Linked DNA regions of Homo sapiens: region 2 is linked to region 1. A link is an interaction called in ENCODE POLR2A ChIA-PET data of the cell type or tissue named here. Cell type or tissue: PC-9. All regions are shown on one strand. Each heading gives the region's core, and the rest is flanking DNA. Links, peaks and the distances in the headings are about the cores only.

What was found. ChIA-PET counts read pairs that join two places held together with the same protein. Peaks named below come from ENCODE experiments on the same cell type or tissue, not always from the same donor. Only the 100,000 strongest peaks of a DNase experiment are listed, where the experiment ranks them.
Region 2: POLR2A ChIA-PET joins it to region 1 with 6 read pairs; 7 of 35 experiments call an interaction of 5 or more read pairs at or near these places.

The regions. Positions count from the first base shown.
Region 1 is chr22:42,629,237-42,639,228 of GRCh38, forward strand. CYB5R3 (cytochrome b5 reductase 3) reads right to left here. Exons shown (of 9, transcript NM_000398.7): 2 at 7,479-7,610; 3 at 2,142-2,214; 4 at 1,646-1,752. Among named protein-coding and RNA genes, the nearest start is that of ATP5MGL, 6.4 kb to the right of the region's middle. RefSeq lists enhancers at 2,275-2,776, 6,979-7,516, 7,517-8,052. In PC-9, for the core only: no CTCF peak of the experiment used is centred there; a DNase peak (open chromatin) is centred at 6,475; H3K27ac peaks cover 1,546 bases.
Region 2 is chr22:42,723,083-42,733,074 of GRCh38, forward strand. No RefSeq gene overlaps it. Among named protein-coding and RNA genes, the nearest start is that of A4GALT, 7.2 kb to the left of the region's middle. In PC-9, for the core only: no CTCF peak of the experiment used is centred there; DNase peaks (open chromatin) are centred at 3,939 and 4,579; H3K4me3 peaks cover 547 bases; H3K27ac peaks cover 1,694 bases.

The DNA of each region.
Region 1 (9,992 bases), core at 4,538-9,537:
GTCTGGCCCCACTGACCTCTCCCACCCCTTGCCCCAACCCTCCAGCCACTTCAATCCTTGAGCCTGCTGCTGACTTCAGGGCCTTTGCACCTGAAGCTCCTTTTCTTCCTTCTTCACCTGGTCAGTGCCTACTCAGCCCCAGATCTCACCTTCACTGTCACCTGCTAGGGAGCCACTCTCACCAGCCAACCCCACCCATCCCTGGTGGCCCTTCTGGAAGCTCGGTCGCAGGTACCTGTCCCCTGCAGGGAGCACTGGCTTCCCCATGACTATGTGTCCAGTGTCCGTCCTCCAGCCAAAGACGGGCTCCTGAGGCCAGGCCTGGGCGCCCCAGCAAGGAAGGAGCCCGGGCCAGGGCCCTTCCCACCCTTCAGATCCAGTGCCTGCCCCCAGACCTGGCAAGGTAAGGGCCTCAGCTACGGCCCAGTAAGGGGGCTCCAGGGGTACCTGAGGGTGCTGGGCTGGGGAGGCTATAGGGCTTTGGCCTTGATTGGGGAGGGTCTCCAACACCCCACATACCCACTGGTCTAGGCTGCTTCTCACCCTCTGTTCTGCAGGAAAGCTTGTATTTCTTTTTTTTTGACTGGCTCTCATTCTATTGCCCAGGCTGGAGTACAGTAGCATGATCTTGGCTTACTGCAACCTCTGCCTCCCAGCTTCAAGTGATTCTCCTGCCTCAGCCTCCCAAGTAGCTGGGATTACAGGTGCGCACCACCATGCCCAGCTAATTTTTTTGTATTTTTAGTAGAGACGGGGTTTCTCCATGTCGGCCAGGCTGGTCTCTAACTCCTGACCTCAGGTGATCCACCCGCCTTGGCCTCCCAAAGTGGCTTACAGGTGTGAGCCACTGTGCCTGGCTGAAAGCTTGTATTTCTAATTTTCATAAAAACGTCCCTGCTGGGGCCGTCATGCTGCCTCTTACTTCCCACTCGGCATGTGTGTTTCAGGTTCCGGGCTGCTGCCCCTAACGCCTGCATCTTCTCCTGTGAACCTCCACCTCGAACCCCGCAGCAGACCCCAGAAAGCCCATCACCCCAGCTCCCAGACAACACCACACGAGCCCCTCACATGTTTCCCTAGCAGGCCTGAGGGACATTTCTTAGGGAAACGGGTAAGAACAGGGCCTGCGTGTCACAGAGGCCCGGCCGCTGACCACGGTGGAGTGGCTGCCTCACCCCGCACACTCGGGACCCAACTCCCAGGGATCTCCCAGCGTGAGAGCAGGGACGGGACTGCGCCGTCACACCTCGCAGCAGGGGCGTCTGTACCGCCAGCCGGCCTTCCTGGAGCCTCTGCTGCAGGTACCTGTCCTTGTTTGAAGGCACTTGCCCTGAACCCTGGCCCCTGTTCTCTGCCAAGACCCCCTTCTTTGGCTTTTGTTGGTAAAGATGACGTGCTATTTACTCAGAAACCAGGCACAAGGGAGCACTGGGTCTTTGGAGTCCGGGCTGCGGGGGGACATGGACTCGAGAGGGGCTCTAGAAGCCACTGCCCCTGCAAGCCCCTGAGGAAGTGGGGCAGCCATGACCGAGGCTGGGCTGCACAGGGCAGGAGCGGGAGACTTCCCTGTCCAGGGGGTCCACATGGGCTGTTGCCATGGCCACCCACCCACACCCCCTCCACAGTCATGACCCAGAGGCTTCACCTTGATGACCAGGTCCACGAAGCCCTTGTCATCATCGCTGGAGATGGGTGTATAGGGCCGGACGACCAGGTTTCCATCAATTCGAGCCGAGAGGTAGATGTGCTGGCCTGCAGGACAGAACGGGGTCACTCTGGGCCAGAGATCATCCTGCGGGTGACCCCTGGGTCTTGTCAACCCACTCCCCTGCACCCCACCCGGCATTCAAAGCCTGGCCTGGCGTCAGCTCCCACGGCCCCCTCCCACCCCTCCCGGGGATTCCCCTCACGTCCCAGCTTCCTGCCTCCATGCCTTCACTCCTGCTGGTGCCACTGCCAGGGACTCTGGGCCTTCCCACTCTCATTCCAACAGACTCGCCCTCAAAGGCCCAGGGCAGCTGTCACCTCCTCCTGAAGGCTTCCCTGCTCTCCCTGGTGGAAATGTAAAGCTTCCATCTCTCTGATCTAGTGCCCCAGCAGCCTGCCGGGCTCCGAATGGGCCCAGCAGGGGCGTGACTCACCGACAGGGAGGCCCAGGATGTGCTGGGGTGACGGCAGGGCAAAGCGGAAGCGCCGGGTGTCATGGCTGATGATCTGGAGAGAGGCCCAAAGCTGCTGAACGGTCCCCAGGGCAGAGGCCTCCCAGGGCGGCTCCCAGGCCTCGGAGCCCCCATCCCATTCCTCCTTTGTGTCCCCACCCTTCCCCAGTGCCTGCTTGTCCTTGTAAGACGTGACGCCGACGCCAAGCACAGATGCACACACATGCACGCTGCGTGTGAGGTGCTGAGGCCAGGCGCACGCTGGGTGTGTCTGTCCTGCTGGCCTAGAGGGGCCACAAACAAGGTGGCCAGAACAGGGAATGAACCCAGGGTCCCAAAGGGAGGATGCCAGACAGGACGGGGAGGGAGGAATCCATCTCTGCCATCAGCTCAAGCAGTGGCCTGAAGGGGCAGGAAGAACTTGAGGGCTGGATGGGCAAACTGGGGCAGAGCTAGACAAGGCTGCACGTGCCCAGGCCTGCATCCCAAGAGAGGGGCTGCAGAAGCCACTGCACCTGAGAGCCCCTTGGGAAATGGGGCAGCCAGGACTGAGGTGGGCTTCACAGGGCAGAAAGTGGGAGCCTTCCCTGCCCAGGAACTCCAAGAGCCCAAAGCCAGGCTTCCACCCTGCACAGGGTGGGCACCCAGGGCATGGTCAGTGGCTGGGACAGTGGCAGAGGAGGAGGGGGGCTGGCTAAGAGCCAGATTGGGCCAGGGAAGGAGCTGAGACTAAAACCCCTGAGGTCTTGTTAAGTGGGTCTTACGCTCAGGCCAGGGACGATCACATAATCAGTTCCAGTCGGAGCTGGAACCAAACCCAGCGTCCTGAGGGTGCACTCCCTGTGGGGTCCCCAGTACCCAGCATGGCCAGGAGAGGGAGTGTGAAGAAGCCATGCGGAAGGTCGGCGCTGCAGAGGCGCTTACATCCAAACGTGGCAAAGTCCACATGTGGATGGTGTCATCACTTAGAGGGGGACAACAGACCTCTCCAACAGGGCAGGACATCACAGATGCCCATCTCGGCTCAGTACGAGAACTCTCCGACCTGAGCAGTGTTCCAGCACAGAGCAGCTGCCTCAAGGAGAGACCCGTCCCTACACGTGTGAGCAGAGGCAAATCGCAGGAAAGACGGTGCAAACGCCACTCAGGATCAGGTGTGCAGGGGGCCCACCAACCTCTCCCAGGCAGCCCAGGCCTCAAAGCTGCCTCTACCAGAAGCTTCTGCATTAGGGGCAAACAGAGCCCCAAGGCCTTCTGGAAGTGGATTCCAGGACTATCAACTGGTCCTAAGGGTCAAGGTCAGACACCCATGTACCAGAAAATATTTGGAGGAAGAATAGAAATGAGATGGCCAGGCGTGGTGGCTCATGCCTGTAATCCCAGCACTTTGGGAGGCCGAGGTGGGCGAATCATCTGAGGTCGGAAGTTCGAGACCAGTCTGAACAACATGGAGAAATCCCGTCTCTACTAAAACTACAATGTTAGCCAGGCGTGGTGGCGCATGCCTGTAATCCCAGCTACTCAGGAGGCTGAGGCAGGAGAATCACTTGAACCTGGGAGGCAAGGTTGCAGTGAGCTGAGATCGCACCATTGCACTCCAGCCTGGGCAACAAGAGTGAAACTCTGTCTCAAAAAAAAGAATAGAAATGAGGACAAGAGATGAACAATTATGGTGCTGGCCAACCTCTAGTAGGGCAGCAGGGTGGGGCAAAGCACAGAGCACCCAGAGCAGGCCCGCTGCGGACCCCGCAAAGCCACCATGGGCACAATGAGGGGGCAAAGCTGCAATCCTAGGACATCTGCCACATGCTCCCTTGTGTAACATCCCTATGATGAAATACTAAAAGGATCCATGTTGTATGGCTGGCTACAAAACCAGGTTATCAAAAAAAGAAACTGAGTGTGCACACACCCGCACCTCCACACACCCGTGTATGAACGTGATACCCACATAGGGTCTGGCAGGCTCACGCTGAGCTGTGACCTGGGCCCTCTGCACGGGGCCCTGGGATGCGGCAATGGGGCAGGGGTGGAGGTCATACCTTACAGAGTTTTTGCTGTGAGCACATATAAATCATACATTATTTCTGGAATTAAGAAACAGTAGGGTCAGACGTGGTGGCTCATGCCCGTAATCCCAGCACTTTGGGAGGTCGAGGCGGGCGGATCACCTGAGGTCGAAGTTCGAGACCAGCCTGACCAACATGGAGAAACCCCATCTCTACTAAAAATACAAAATTAGCTGGGCATGGTGTCGCATGCCTATAATCCCAGCTACCTGGGAGGCTGAGGCAGAAGAATCACTTGAACCTGGGAAGTGGAGGTTGCGGTGAGTCGAGATTGTGCCATTGCACTCCAGCCTGGGCAACAAGAGCGAAAGTCCATCTCAACAACAACAAAAAGGAACGACAGTAACAGAGCCAGGCATAGTGGTGCATGCACATGGTCCCAGCTACTCAGAAGGCTTGTGCCCAGGAGTTTGAGGTTGCAGAAAGCAGCCTGGGTGACAGAGCGAGACCTTGTTCTAAAAAAACACAAACAAAAACAAAACAACCCACCAATAACAATAACAAGGGAAAATACCGTTAAAAAACAGGTTTCAAAATGTTATTATTTCATTTGGGTAAGAAAAAAACATGTGTGCCTGCTTACATAAGTATAAAACATATCACAGGGCCAGGCACGGTGGCTCACGCCTGTAATTCGAGCACTTTGAGAGGCCAAGTCGGGTGGATCACCTGAGGTCAGGAGTTCGAGACCAGCCTGGCCAACATGTTGAAACCCTGACTCTACTAAAAATACAAAAAAAAAAAAAATTAGCAGGGCGTGGTGGTGGGCACCTGTAATCCTAGCTACTTGGGAAGCTGAGGCAGGAGAACCGCTTGAACCTGGGAGGCAGAGGTTGCAGTGAGCCGAGATCACACCATTGCACTATAGCCTGGGCAACGAGAGCAAAACTCCATCTCAAAAACAAACAAACAAACAAAAAATCATATCGCAAGGTTAAGTGTGGTCTCATCTGGGAGGTGGTGATTTACTTTTTTTTGCTTTTTATTTTTTATTTTTTTGAAACAGAGTTTCGCTCTTGTCACCCAGGCTGGAGTGCAATGGTGTGATCTTGGCTCACTGCAACCTCTGCCTCCCAGGTTCAAGCGATTCTCCTGCCTCAGCCTCTCAAGTAGCTGGGATTACAGGCATCTGCCACCACGCCCGGCTAATTTTCATATTGATTGATTGATTGATTGATTGAGACAGCGTCTTGCTCTGTAGCCCAGGCTGGAGTGCAGTGGCACGATCTCGGCTCACTGCAAGCTCCACCTCCCAGGTTCACGCCATTCTCCTGCTTCAGCCTCTGGAGTAGCTGGGATTACAGGCATCTGCCACCACGCCCGGCTAATTTTCATATTGATTGATTGATTGATTGATTGAGACAGCGTCTTGCTCTGTAGCCCAGGCTGGAGTGCAGTGACACGATCTCGGCTCACTGCAAGCTCCACCTCCCAGGTTCACGCCATTCTCCTGCTTCAGCCTCTGGAGTAGCTGGGACTACAGGTGCCTGCCACCACGCCCAGCTAATTTTTTTTTTTTTTTTTTGAGACGGAGTCTTGCTGTCACCCAGGCTGGAGTGCAGTGGCGCAATCTCGGCTCACTGCAAGCTCCGCCTCCCAGGTTCACGTCATTCTCCTGCCTCAGCCTCGCCAGCGGCTGGGACTACAGGTGCCTGCCACCACGCCTGGCTAATTTTTTGTATTTTTAGTAGAGATAGGGTTTCACCGTGTTACCGGGATGGTCTCAATCTCCTGACCTTGTGATCCGCCTGTCTCAGCCTCCCAAAGTGCTGGGATTACAGGTGTGAGCCCAGCCACGCCCGGCCAATTTTTTGTATTTTTAGTAGAGACAGAGTTTCACCGTGTTAGCCAGGATGGTCTCGATCTCCTGACCTCATGATCTGCCCTCCTCGGCCTCCCAAAGTGCTGAGATTACAGGTGTGAGCCACCACGCCTGGCCTAATTTTCGTATTGTTAGTAGAGATGGGGTTTCACCATGTCGGCCAGGCTGGTCTTGAACTCCTGACCTCAGGTGATCCACCGGCCTCGGCCTCCCAAAGTGCTGGGATTACAGGCATGAGCCACCGTGCCTGGCCAATAATTTACTTTTCATTTTGTATTTTTTTGCTTCTCTCTGGTTGTCAACTTCTCTGTGAGCTCCTGGGACAATTACAGACACTTGCCCCAACAGTTACAGGAAACGGCCAGCTCCGTGCCATGGAAGCCTGAGATTCCTGTGAAGCCTGAGTCAGAGGCACCAGGCACAAGCCCAGGGTGGAGACTTGGGCCCTGGCAGATGATGTTCTCTGCTGTGACTCAGTTTTCCCTGCCACACCCCTCCTGTGCCTGCTGGGGGTGGCCAGAAATAGAGCAAGGGAGGGGCTCTGAAGAGGGCAAGTGACCGATGGAAGCAGCCTTTACTGGGGGCAAGGCAAAAGAGGGAGAGGATGGTTTTAAATCATAATCAGAGCTTTGAAAAAAAGGAGTCAGGCCGGGCACCACGGCTCATGCCTGTAATCCCAACACTTTGGGAGGTGGAGGTGCGGGGATCACTAGAGCCCAGGAGTTTGAGACCAGCCTGGGCAACAGGACGAAACCCCACCTCTACAAAAAATACAAAAATTAGGCTGGGCGCGGTGGCTCACGCCTGTAATCGCAGCTACTCAGGGGGCTGAGGTAGGAGAATCACTTGAGCCTGGGGAGGCAGAGGTTGCAGTGAGCGGAGATCGCACCACTGCACTCCAGCCTGGGACACAGGGCAAGACTCTGTCTCAAAAAAAAAAAAGTATGAACTCACTAATGAAAGAAAGTAAGAATCAAACAGGGCAGAGGAAGCCCACACAGCTCAGAGCACCCAGGGAATCTGCACAGATGTGAAAGGTGTCCAGGTCCAGTAGTACCAGGCTGTGGGGAATGACTCTGGGGGAGGGGGAGGAGGGAGGAGACCTTATCTTCAAATCTCTCACCCCCTGCATTCCTACCCCATAAATGGGGGATTGAACCTAAAAGTTCTGAGGGGTTCCTTCCATTCTGACCTTGCATGAGGCAGTGAGTGTGGTTCAGAGAAGGGGCTCTGTGGACAGAGAGACCAGGGTTTAAATTCCTCTGCTACTTCCTGGTGGCCTTAGCAAGAGACATCACCTTGCTTTCTCCATCTGTAAAATGGGTGGACAACAGTATCTACTTCAGAGCAGGACCATGCCCTGAGCACAGAGTAGGTGCTGGGCAATGCTGTGATGCTGACGAGGCAGCGGCGGCGGCCGGCACTCACCTCCCGGTCGATGAGCCGCAGCGGGTACTTGATGTCCGGGCTCTCGAGGGTGATGGCTGGCGTGGAGCGCTGGAACAGCTTCATGAGCAGACTGTACAGGAACCAGACTGGGAAGAGCACCATATGGCCCAACTGAAACGACAGGACCCGCGGGGTCAGTGCAGGAGCCTGCCTTTCCCCAAACACACCGGCTTGTCCACACTACCAGGCCTCTGCTCACGCTGCCCCCTCTGCCAGGAGCACCCTCTCCCCACCACCCTCATCCAGAAAGCTTCATCATCCATTTTGGTGCCCACTAGGAGAAGCTATAAAGACCAGCCTCATGACACCTGTCACTGAGCATTACCTGGGCTTCTATGCTCAGTACCATGAGAAAAAGCTCCATTTCCTCTGAAGAGCCAGGACCAAAAAGAGCTGTGGGTCTAAGCACATATCCTTTTTCACTTTGGCTACTAGGAAGCTCAGAGTAAAATTAATCTTGAGCATAATGTATTTGTGCTCCTTCCTTCTCTTGCTTCCTTCAGTCAACTTCCCTGGTCTTATTAAGTGATGTCAAGTTCTAGCTTGATTTAGACAAACAGACAAATAATAACCCCAACTCAGAATCTATCTGAAAGGCCTACACTGACCAAATGGCTCTATGGCACCTTTAAATCCAGTCCCTTGGGGCCACTGGGATTGATGCTCTCCTCTTTGCTCTCCCACAGAGCACACTAGAACAAGCCAGTGAAGCTGAGTAAACTGAGCCACTTCCCCCAAATGACATCCATGAGTGTCCCTGAGCCCTGGGGTTCTGCCATCAGGTGTAAGGGGAAGCGAAGCACTGAGCCAGGCACTGGGAAGGTCACTGGCTGTGTGACCCCGAGAAAGTCCCTTCCCCTCTCAACCTGAGTGGACCAGGTGATCTGCAAGGCCCCCAGAGCTGAGACCCTACAGCTCAGATCACCAAAGCCAACAGCCTCTGGGATCCCAGGGCCACGTCGGGTACCACACGGGCACGGCTCTCGCAGCAACCCCGTGTGGTAGGCACTGTCATCACCACCATTTCGCAGATGAGGAAACAGCCCAGAAAGGCAAAGCGACTCACCCAGTCACACAGCTGGCAGGTGAGGAGCTGACCCAGAGTCCACCCATCCCTTATACCACGCTGGGATACCTCATGACCAAGTGGACCCTGCCACACGGCCCTGAGGGGCTGTTCCTCCCCAGCCCCTGCCCCCGACATCTCAGTCTCCTGAAGGCCCTAAAAGGGGGCTGGGCATAGTGGCTCCAGCCTGTAATCCCAACACTCTGAGAGGCGGAGGCAGGTGAACAGTTTGAGTCCACGAGTTCAAGACCAGCCTGGGCAACAGGGTGAAACTCCATCTCTACAAAAAATATAAAAAGTTAGCTGGTTGTAGGCCCGGTGCAGTGGCTCACGCCTATAATCCCAGCAATTTGGGAGGCCAAGGTGGGTGGATCACCTGAGGTCAGGAGTTCGAGACCAGCCTGGCCAACAGGGTAAAACCCCATCTCTACTAAAAATACAAAAATTAGCCGGGCGTGGTGGCAGGTGCCTGTAATCCCAGCTACTTGAGAGGGTGAGGCAGGAGAATCGCTTGAACCTGGGAGGCGGAGGTTGCAGTGAGCCAAGATCATGCCATTGCACTCCAGCCTGGGCAACAAGAGTGAAACTCCATCTCAAAAAAAAAAAAAAAAAAAAAAAGTTAGCTGGTTGCAGTGTCACACGCCCGTGGTCCCAGCTACTCAGATGGCAGAGGCAGAAGATTGCTTGAGCCCAGTAGTTCGCGACCAGCCTGGGCAACATAGCAAAACTCTGTCTCTGTTGAAAAAAAAAAAAAAAAAGACCCTAAAAGTTGGTTAGAAAACCTGAATCCCTGGGCGGGCACAGTGGCGCATGCCTGTAATCCCAGCTACTCAGGAGGCTGAGGCAGAAGGTTGCCTGTGGAGGAGGTTGCAGTGAGCCAAGATCACACCACCACACTCCAGCCTGGGAGACAGAGCAAGACTCCATAAAAAAAAAAAAAAAAAAAAAAGGCCGGGCGCGGTGGCTCACGCCTGTAATCCCAGCACTTTGGGAGGCTGAGGCGGGGGGATCATCTGAGGTCAGGAGTTCAAGACCAGCCTGGCTAACATCGTGAAACCCAGTTTCTACTAAAAATACAAAAAATTAGCTGGATGTGGTGGCGCATGCCTGGAATCCCAGCTACTCAGGAAACTGAGGCAGGAGAAATGCTTGAAGCTAGGAGATGGAGGTTGCAGTGAGCCGAGATCGTGCCATTGCACTCCAGCTTGGGCAACAAGAGTGAAACTCCATCTCAAAAAAAAAAAAAGGCCAGGCGCTGTAGCTCACACTTGTAATCTGAGCACTTTGGGAGCCCAAGGCAGGCAGATTACTTGAGGTCAGAAGTTCGAGACCAGCCTGGCCAACATGGTGAAACCCCGTCTCTACCAAAAATACAAAAATTAGCTGGGTGTGGTGGCAGGCTACCCCAGCTACTCAGGAAGCTGGAG
Region 2 (9,992 bases), core at 1,540-6,539, 91 kb after region 1:
TTGCCCCTGGACTTAAGCAAAGGGATTAAAGAGAATTGAGAAGGGAATGGCTTTCTTAGAATAGCCATCGCTGGAGCTGTGCCCAGACCCACAAGCTCTTCCTGGCTATGTCTGGGGAAACGGTCTCCTTGCAGCTTGTTAATCTCACAACCCTCTGAGGTCACCCTGTTATCCCCATTTTACAGATGAAAAAAACGGAGGCTGGGCCAGGCGCAATGGCTCACGCCTGTAATCCCAGCACTTTGGCAGGCCAAGGCGGGCGGATCATGAGGTCAGGAGATCGAGACCATCCTGGCCAACATGGTGAAACCCCGTCTCTACTAAAAATACAAAAATTAGCTGGGCGTGGCGGCGTGCCCCTGTAGTCCCAGCTCCTCGGGAGGCTGAGGCAGGAGAATCACTCGAACCTGGGAGGCAGAGGTTGCAGTGAGCTGAGATCATGCCACTGCACTCCAGTATGGCGACAGAGCGAGACTTCATCTCAAAAACAAACAAACAAAAAAAAACGGAGGCTGTTGGCTGGGTGCAGTGGTTTAAGCCTGTAATCCCAGCACTTGGGTGGCCGAGGCATGCGGATCACCTAAGCTCGGGTGTTCAAGACCAGCCTGGCCAACATGGCAAAATCCCATCTCTACTAAAAATACAAAAATTAGCCAGATGTGGTGGTGCCTGCCTGTCATCCCTGCTACTCAGGAGGCTGAGGCAGAATTGCTCGAACCTGGGAGGCAGAGATTGCAGTGAGCCGAGATCATGCCACTGCACTCCAGCCTAGGTGAGAGCGAGACCCCGTCCCAGAAAAAAGAAAAATACTGAGCCCAAGATGGAAATTAACCTAAGCTCACAGAGGCTGAGGCAGTAGGATCATTTGAACCCAGGAGTTCAAGACCAGCCTGGGCAACATAAAATGATCCTATCTCAAAATAAAGGTAAGAAAGGAAAAAACAAGCAGAGGTTGGAATTCAAATTTGCCTGACCCCCAAAGCCCCAGCAGCCTTTGAGGCCAAATTATTTTCTAGCCTGACCTGTCCCGACTGCAGGGAGAGCTTCAGAGGCCAGGGCGTGAAGGAGGAAGCAGGGGACAAAAGAGCCTATGTGTCTGACCTGCCCTGGCCTCAGTTCACTCATCTGTGAAACTCTGCCCTGGAAGCACAGCCTGGCCCATGTTGCCCTGGGCTCTCCTGACCCCCGGAGCACCCCCTCCGCCTCTGAGCCCAGTGCTCCCCTCTTCCCTCCCTCCTAGCACCCTGGCAGGTCCCTTTCCTCCTAAGGTTGAGCACACAGGCTCTGAGAGGAAGGGAAGGCATGGCTCGTGGCTGGCTTTCTGGTTGGAGATGGAGAGGGCTGGGATGCTTGTGAAAGAAGAGAGTGATCTGCCTGGGGTTGAATCTGCCTCTCTTAGCAGGGTGGGTGTGGGCAGATTTTTTTTTCTTTCTTTTTTTGAGACACTCTTACTCAGGCTGGGATTTATTATTATTATTATTATTATTTAGAGACAGGGTCTCACTCTGTTGCCCAGGATGGAGTGCAGTGATGTGATTCCAACTCACTGCAGCCTTGACCTCCCAGGCACAAGTGATCCTCCTGCCTCAGCCTCCTGGGTAGCTGGGACCACAGGTGTGCACCACAATGCCTGGCTCTTTTTTTTTTTTTTTGAGATGGAGTTTTGCTCTTGTCACCCAGGCTGGAGTGCAATGGCGCAATCTCGGCTCACTGCAACCTCTGCCTCCTGAGTTCAAGTGATTCTCCTGCCTCAGCCTCACGAGTAGCTGGGATTACAGGTGCCCGCCACCACACCTGGCTAATTTTTTTATATTTTTAGTAGAGACAGGGTTTCACCACGTTGGTCAGGCTGGTCTTGATCACCTGACCTCTAATGATCCTCCCGCTTTGGCCTCCCAAAGTGCTGGGATTACAGGTGTGAGCCACCTCGCCCAGCTTCTAGGCTGAATTTCTTTTTTTTTTGAGACGGCGTCTCACTTTGTCGCCCAGGCTGAAGTGCAGTGCAGTGGCGCGATCTCAGCTCACTGCAAGCTCTGCCTCCCGGGTTCACGTCATTTTCCTGCCTCAGCCTCCCAAGTAGCTGGGACTACAGGCACCGGCCACCACGTCCGGCTAATTTTTTTTTTTTTTTTGTATTTTTAGTAGAGACGGGGTTTCGCTGTGTTGGCCAGACTGATCTCGAACTCCTGACCTTGTGATCCGCCCGCCTCGGCCTCTCAAAGTGCTGGGATTACAGGCGTGAGCCACCGCGCCCAGCTAGGCTGAAATTCTTAAACTCTTTGAACCAATGGGTTTCTCTCCCATCAGTAAACTGGAGCTGGTCATCTGGTTGTGAATGTTGAATAGAAAGCCTGTGGCCACTTTGGTCTACCTGCAATAAGGGAAGGATAAAGCACTGGCATAGTTACTGTTGGGGTGAACTCCTACCACTTGCTAAGCCCTTTCCAGGGGCACCCCTTACCCAGGAGGACCCTGGGGCTTAAGGAGCCAGGCACAGCCTTGCCTAAGGGCCCTCAGTTAATAGGTCTCAGTCCATAACTCTTAGTCCTGGCTAAGACAGTAGTGGTCCTGGAAGGTGGTGGGCTCCCTGCAGCCCCACTGGGCCCATGCTCCAAAGCAGATTTCATATCCACATGGGAAAGAACAGTCTGACAATTTGCACGGTTCGTGGTGTGGTGGCTTTCCAGCAATTTATTTCAACAGGCATTTCCTGGGCCCTAGAGAAGAAAGGCAGGATGTCAACATCTAGACCACTGCTTACACGGGAGGGGAGGTTCTGTCAATTACTCCATAAGGCTCTCCTGGCAGAAGGAACAGCACAGGCAGAGGCAAGGCACAGGGTCCGTCTCCTCTCATCCCCTGTGTGCCTGCTCTCATTGATCACCCCCTGTCTGGCCCCTAGCTCCAACTTTCTGGTGGACAGGGATCTTTCTTTCTTCTCTCTGCCAACTGTCTGGTAACAGCACACTAAATACTTCCTGAGGAATTCCACCTGGGTTTGGTGTGGTTGACCTGTCCCCAGCTCCAAGGCGGGCCTGTGAGCCAGTTTAAAGCAGTGGCTCCCTTGACATAAGTAACTCCATCTTTTTTTCTTCTTGAGACAGGGTCTTGCTCTGTCTTCACTGCTGCAATCTCTGCCTCCCAGGCTCAAGCAATTCTAGTGCCTCAGCCTCCTGAGTAGCTAGGATTATGGGCACTTGTCACCATGCCTGGCTTTTATTTTTTTTTATTTTTTTGGTATTTTTAGTATAGACGGGGTTTCATCATGTTGGCCAGGCTGGTCTCGAACTCCTGACCTCAGGCAGTCTGCCCGCCTCAGTCTCCCAAAGTGCTGGGATTACAGACGTGAGCCACCGCACCCAGCCTCTCTTTCCTCTTGATGTTAAGTGTGACTTTGTTGTGGAATGTTTAATCTGTAACATTTATATATAGACTAAGCACACTACTGTGTATGGTTTGCAGTATTGACTGACTTGTGGAGTGGCTTGAGCCTGTGTGCCTGTGGCTCTGACTACTGAGTAAATGGGAAGCAATGAGAATGCCTCCTTGGGAACCCCATGGAGCTCATGGCTTTTGTGATTGAAACACAAAAAAATCTGCTAAAATCCTGACATTGTGGAAAGACACAAACGTGGGCCTGGTTATTTCTGACCCTGGACTGTTCACAACACCCAGCCAGAGACTGGTCCAGAGATGATGTGACCCACATGGTCTTAATGATAGAAGTCTGGGACAGAGGTGTGTCCTCTTCTGGATGGCTTCTAGGTGTGTTGTCTTTTTCTGGACTCGGTGATATCTCATTGCCACATGAGGGGAGGGCCCATCTCAGAATAGAGCCCAGTCCCCCATGAATGGAGCTAGTTACACACACAGAACTGAGTCAGGGCATCCCTGGAGCCATGTCCAGCTGGGCCTGACCTGGTGATCTCCCTGCTTCCATCCCCACCTGGGCTTTCCTGTTACACGGTTTGGTTTAACCAGACAAGCTGGATTCTTTCACTTTTCTTTTTTTTTTTTTTTTTTAAGACAGAGTCTCCCTGTCGCCCAGGCTGGAATGCAGTAGCACGATCTGGGCTCACTGCAACCTCGGCCTCCTGGGTTCAAGAAATTCTCGAGCCTCTGCCTCCCTAGTAGCTAGGACTAAAGGCGCACATCACCACATCCAGCTAGTTTTTGTATTTTTAGTAGAGACAGGGTTTCGCCATGTCTCCAACCCTGGACCTAAGGTGGTCCGCCCATCTTGGCCTCCCAAAGTGTGGGGATTACACACCCAGCTTCTTACTTTCCCTTGTACAAGCAGGAATTTTGATTGATACACTCTTATGGGTACTGGCACTTTCCACTCCACCCATGAGCAAGCTTGAGCCTCTCCCATCCCAAGAAAAGGACAAGAAAACAAAAAGCAAAGCAAACACTCCTCCCTCCACCCTGTGACTGCCAGCTCTCTCCTCCTGTCAACCAGATTTCTCAAACAAATCACCTCCACTCGCTGTTTCTGACCCTTCCTTCCCTGTCTTCTTCATCCCTTTCCTGTCCCCTGCTGAGCCAGCCAGTGTCACAGTGACTGCTGTGGCTCGCCCTTGTCAATACAGAATTAACAATAACAATGTTATTAATGTCTGTTAACAAAACCACAGACTGAAGGAACTTACTGTCCATTTATGACCTTAAAAGTATGAGTTATTTCCGGCTTTGGTTTTTTTGTGTTTTTTCTTTTCTTTTCTTTCTTTTTTTTTTTTTGAGACAGAGTCTCGCTCTGTCGCCCAGGCTGCAGTGCAGTGATGTAATCTTGGCTCACTGCAACCTCCGCCTCCTGGGTTCAAGCGATTCTCCTGCCTCAGCTTCCCGAGTAGCTGTGATTACAGGCATGCACCACCACGCCTGGCTAATTTTTTGTATTTTTAGTAGAGACAGGGTTTCACCATGTTGCCCAGGCTGGTCTCGAACTCCTGAGCTCAGGCAATCCACCCACCTTGGCCTCCCAAAATGCTAGGACTACAGACGTGAGCCACCGCGCCTGGCTTCCGGCTTTGTTTTTGACAAGAGTTGCCTGAAAGCCACAATAGCTCCTTGCCCACCCCCAGTCTCATGGGCACCTTGGTACCCAGATATAAGTCTCTTAGACCCTTATCCACTAAAGGAAACCAGTATCCCTTGGAGCATATAAAAAAAAAAAATTAGGCCGGGCGCGGTGGCTCACGCCTGTAATCCCAGCACTTTGGGAGGCTGAGGCGGGTGGATCACAAGGTCAGGAGATCGAGACCATCCTGGCTAACACGCTGAAACCCCGTCTCTACTGAAAATACAAAAAATTAGCCGGGCGTGGTGGCGGGCGCCTGTAGTCCCAGCTACTCAGGAGGCTGAGGCAAGAGAATGGCATGAACCCAGGAAGGCGGAGCTTGCAGTGAGCTGAGATGTTGCCACTGCACTCCAGCCTGGGTGACAAAATGAGACTCCGTCTCAAAAAAAAAAAAAAAAAAAAAAAATTAGAATGACCCAGAATGGCCTGGGGTGGCCAGAAAGGAAGGCCACACTCACACATGTTAGGGGAATATGGGACAGGCAATGGAAACAACCAAAGTCTCCCCAGCATCAGCCAAGCTGTGATAATATGAGCATAAAAAATTATTCCCTGGCTGGGCACAGTGGCTCACGCCTATAATCCCAACACTTTGGGAGGCTGAGGCAGGAGGATCGTTTGAGCCCAGGAATTCAAGACCAGCCTGGGGAGCATAGTAAGACCCTACCTCTACAAAAAAAAAAAAAAAAAAAAAAAGCCGGGCACAGTGGCTCACACCTGTAATCCCGGCACTTTGGGAGGCTGAGGTGGGTGGATCATAATTGAGGTCAGGAGTTCGAGACCAGCCTGACCAACATGGTGAAAACCCATCTCTACTAAAAATACAAAATGTAGACCGGTGTGGTGGCATGCACCCGTAATCTCAGCTACTCGGGAGGCTGAGGCAGGAGAACTGTTTGAACCCAGGAGGCGGAGGTTGCAGTGAGCTGAGATCATGCCACTGCACTCCAGCCTGGCATGACAGAGACTCTATCTCAAAAAAAAAAAAAAAAAAAAAAAGAGTTGTAATATAAGAAAGATGTCTGTGGGACTAGGTATGGAAAAAAATAAATACGAAAGATGATTGTCATATGACTTGAATTTTTACTGAGCTTAATATGTGGGGGTGTGTTAGTCCACGCATTTTGTTTCTTTTATTATTGTTAACATATTAGGCCGGGCGTGGTGGCTCACACCTGTAATCTTAGCACTTTGGGAGGCTGAGGCGGGCAGATCACCTGAGGTCGGGAGTTTGAGACCAGTTTGACCAACATGGAGAAACCCCGTCTCTACTGAAAATACAAAATTAACCAGGCATGGTGGTGCATGCCTGTAATCCCAGCTACTCGGGAGGCTCAAGTTTATAATCCCAAGGAGGCAGGAGAATCGCTTGAACTCGGGAAGCGGAAGTTGCAGTGAGCCGAGATCACGCCATTGCACTCCAGCCTGGGCGACAAGAGCGAAACTCCATCCGAAAAAAAAACAAAAACAAAAACAAACAAACAAAAAACAGTAAAGAGATCTGTTTGCTTTCTTTTTTCTTTTTTTTGAGACGGAGTCTCACTCTGTTGCCAGGCTGGAGTGCAGTGGCGCGTTCTCAGCTCACTGCAACCTCTGCCTCCTGGGTTCAAGGGATTCTTCTGCCTCAGCCTCCCAAGTAGCTGGGATTACAGGCACGTGTGACCACGCCCGGCTAATTTTTTTGTATTTTTTTTTAGGAGAGATGGGGTTTCAGGGTGTTTGTCAGGCTAGTCTTGAACTCCTGACCTCATGATCTGCCCGCCTCGGCCTCCCAAAGTGCTGGGATTACAGGCGTGAGCCACCACGCCCGGCCTGATTTGTTTGCTTTCTATCTGTGTAATCAGAAAAGAATAAACACAGAGCTCTGGGCTGGAGCCCTGGAGAGGCAGAAACTGCACCAAGGAAAGCAAGCACAGACTCATGGGCACTGGTAGCTGCACACAACTACCAGGCAGACAAGGCTCTGCCAGGTATTCAGGACAGGGGCCACCCCTAGTTTGCAAGGACAAGGAGGATTCAACAGAGAATGTCCAAAATGACTAAATAGGTCATTGCAATCCCAGCAGAGGCAGTCAAGTCCTATGTTCCAGCCAAGGACCAGCAGTCAAACATCCAGATGCAGTGACCTCAGCTTGTCTTGGAAAATTATTCCAAACATGGGAAGATACCAAAATCCCATCACTGGCCAGGCAGGGTAGCTCACCCTGTAATTCTAGCACTTTGGAAAGCTGAGGCAGGAGGATCACTTGAGCCCAAGAGTTCAAGAGCAGCCTGGGCAACATAGCAAGACCCCTGCCTCTACAAAATATAAAAATTTTAGCCAGGTGTGGTGGTGTGTGCTTGTAGTCCCAGCTTCTTGGGAGGTTGAGATGGCAGGATCGCTTCAGCCCAGGAGGTTGAGGCTACAGTGAGCTGTTAGCCATTGCATTCCAGCTTGAGTGATAAAGCAAGACCCTGTATCCAATAAATAAATAAATAAATAAACTCCCATCACCAAAGTCCTAGGGAGAAATCAAAAGATCCCTAAGAAGATAAAAGCAATGATAGAAATGAGAAACCATTGGCTGGGCGCGGTGGTTCACACCTGTAATCCCAGCACTTTGGGTGGCCAAGGCTGGCAGGTCAGGAGTTCGAGACCAGCTTGACCAACATGGTGAAACCCCATCTCTACTAAAAATACAAAAATTAGTTGGGCATGGTGGCAGGCGCCTATAATCCCAGCTACTTGGGAGGCTGAGGCAGGAGAATTGCTTGAACCTGGGAGGCGGAGATTGCAGTGAACCGAGATCATGCCACTGCACTCCAGCTTGGGCAACACAGCAAGACTCCGTCTCAAAAAAAAGAAAAAAAAAAAGAAAAAAAGAAAAACGAAGTGAGGAAGCACTAAATGATCCCCGGGCCTTGATGTTTCAGAAGAGTGTTAAGTGTAAAAGTATTCTTATGGAAGTCAGCCATACAAAATCTGTCATTGCAGTTTAGATCATGTATGGGAGTTTAGTAAATTGTTTGTAATCAAGGTTGGAATACTCAAGAAATTGGATTTTGAAGTTTTGCTTTTGAGATAGAAGAGCCCAGCTGGTTACAGTGGCTCAAACTTATAATCTCAAGACTTTGGGAGGCTAAGGTGGGAGGATCACTTGAGGTCAGAAGTTCGAGACCAGCCTGGGCAACATGATGAGAACCTCTCTCTATAAAAAAATTTTTAAAATTAGCCAGGTCTGGTGGCGCACCCCTGTAGTCCCAGGTGCTTGGGAGGCTGAGGCAGGAGGATTGCTTGAGCTCTAGAGGTCAAGGCTGCAGTGATTCATGATTTTATGCCACTGCAATCCAGCCTGGGCAACAGAGCAAGACCCTATCTCAAAAAAAAAAATGGTTGTTGTTGGTTTATTGGTGTTTTTATTGTGGTTATTGGTTTGTTTTGTTCTTTGTCTTGTATGATTCAGAAGGTTTTTGTTGGTTTGTTTTTAAGAGACTGAATCTCACTATGTTGTCCAGGCTGCTCTCAAACTCCTGCTGTCAAGGAATTCCTGCCTCATTCTCCTGAGTAGATGGGACTGACTACAGGCATGAACCACTGTGCCCAGCAGTTGTTTTTTATGACACAAATAAGTGGATACATTTTCTTGGTAAAAGCAAATTATACTCTTGTTTTTTTGAGACAAGGTCTCACTCCAGCCCAGGCTGGAGTACAGTGACATGATCACAGCTCACTGCAGCCTTGCACTCCTGGGCTAAGTGATCCTCCCACCTCAGCCTCCCAAGTAGCTGGGACTATGGGTGTGCACCACCACACCTGTCTTTTTTTTTTTTTTTTTCTTTCAGAACTGGGGTTTCACTATGTTGCTCAAGCTGGTCTCAAATCCCTGGCCTCAAGTGATTCTCCTGCTTCAGCCTCACACAGTACTAGGATTACAGGCTTGAGCCACCACGCCTGGCCTGAGATCTCTCAATAGCAACAACTCCATCAGCAAACGCAATGGTGGTTCACAGGCTGTCCCTCTGACCTGCTCGTGTATTTGACAGTTGGTCACGAATTCTGTGTCCTTGGCCTCCTGCCTCTCTGACTGGTCGAGGACTCCTCTCAACCCACCCTTCCCATGCTGGAGCCTCGGCCCTTTGCCAGCCCCCTCTCTCCTTGCCTCATATTTCCTGGGTGGTCTCCTACATAGGTGGTCTGGCCTCCATCCCACCCTGGCCTCCTTCCAAAGCTGAGCCCTAGTCCAGCCCACAAAGGAGTTGCTGGTGCCCAGAGCCATGGTCTGCTTGACTTTTTTTTTTTTTTTTTTTTGAGACACTCTCACTCTGTTGCCAGGCTGGAGTGCAGTGACGCTATCTCAGCTCACTGCAACCTTCGACTCCCTGGTTCAAGCAATTCTCCTGCCTCAGCCTCCTGAGTAGCTGGGATTACAGGCTCACACCACCATGCCCGGCTAATTTTTTTGTATTTTGTTAGTAGAGACGGGGTTTCACCATGTTAGCCAGACTGGTCTCGAACTCCTGACCTTGTGATCTGCCCATCTTGGACTCCCAAAGTGCTGGGATTACAGGCGTGAGCCATCGTGCCTAGACTTTTTTTTTTTTTTTTTCCAGTTTTAGAAAGATCAGGCTGGGCATATACACTGGGTATATACACAAAGGAATATAAATCAATCTACTATAAAGACGCAAGCTCACGTATGTTTATTGCAGAACTGTTTACAATAGCAAAGACATGGAACCAGGCCTCCATTTGGGTCTGGGCGCGGTGGTTCATGCCTGTAATCCCAGCACTTTGGGAGGCCGAGGCTGGCGAATCACCTGAGGTCGGGAGTTCAAGACCAGCCTGACCAACATTGACAAACCCTGTCTCTACTAAATCCAAAATTAGCTGAGTGTGGTGGCGCATGCCTGTAATCCCAGCTACTTGGGAGGC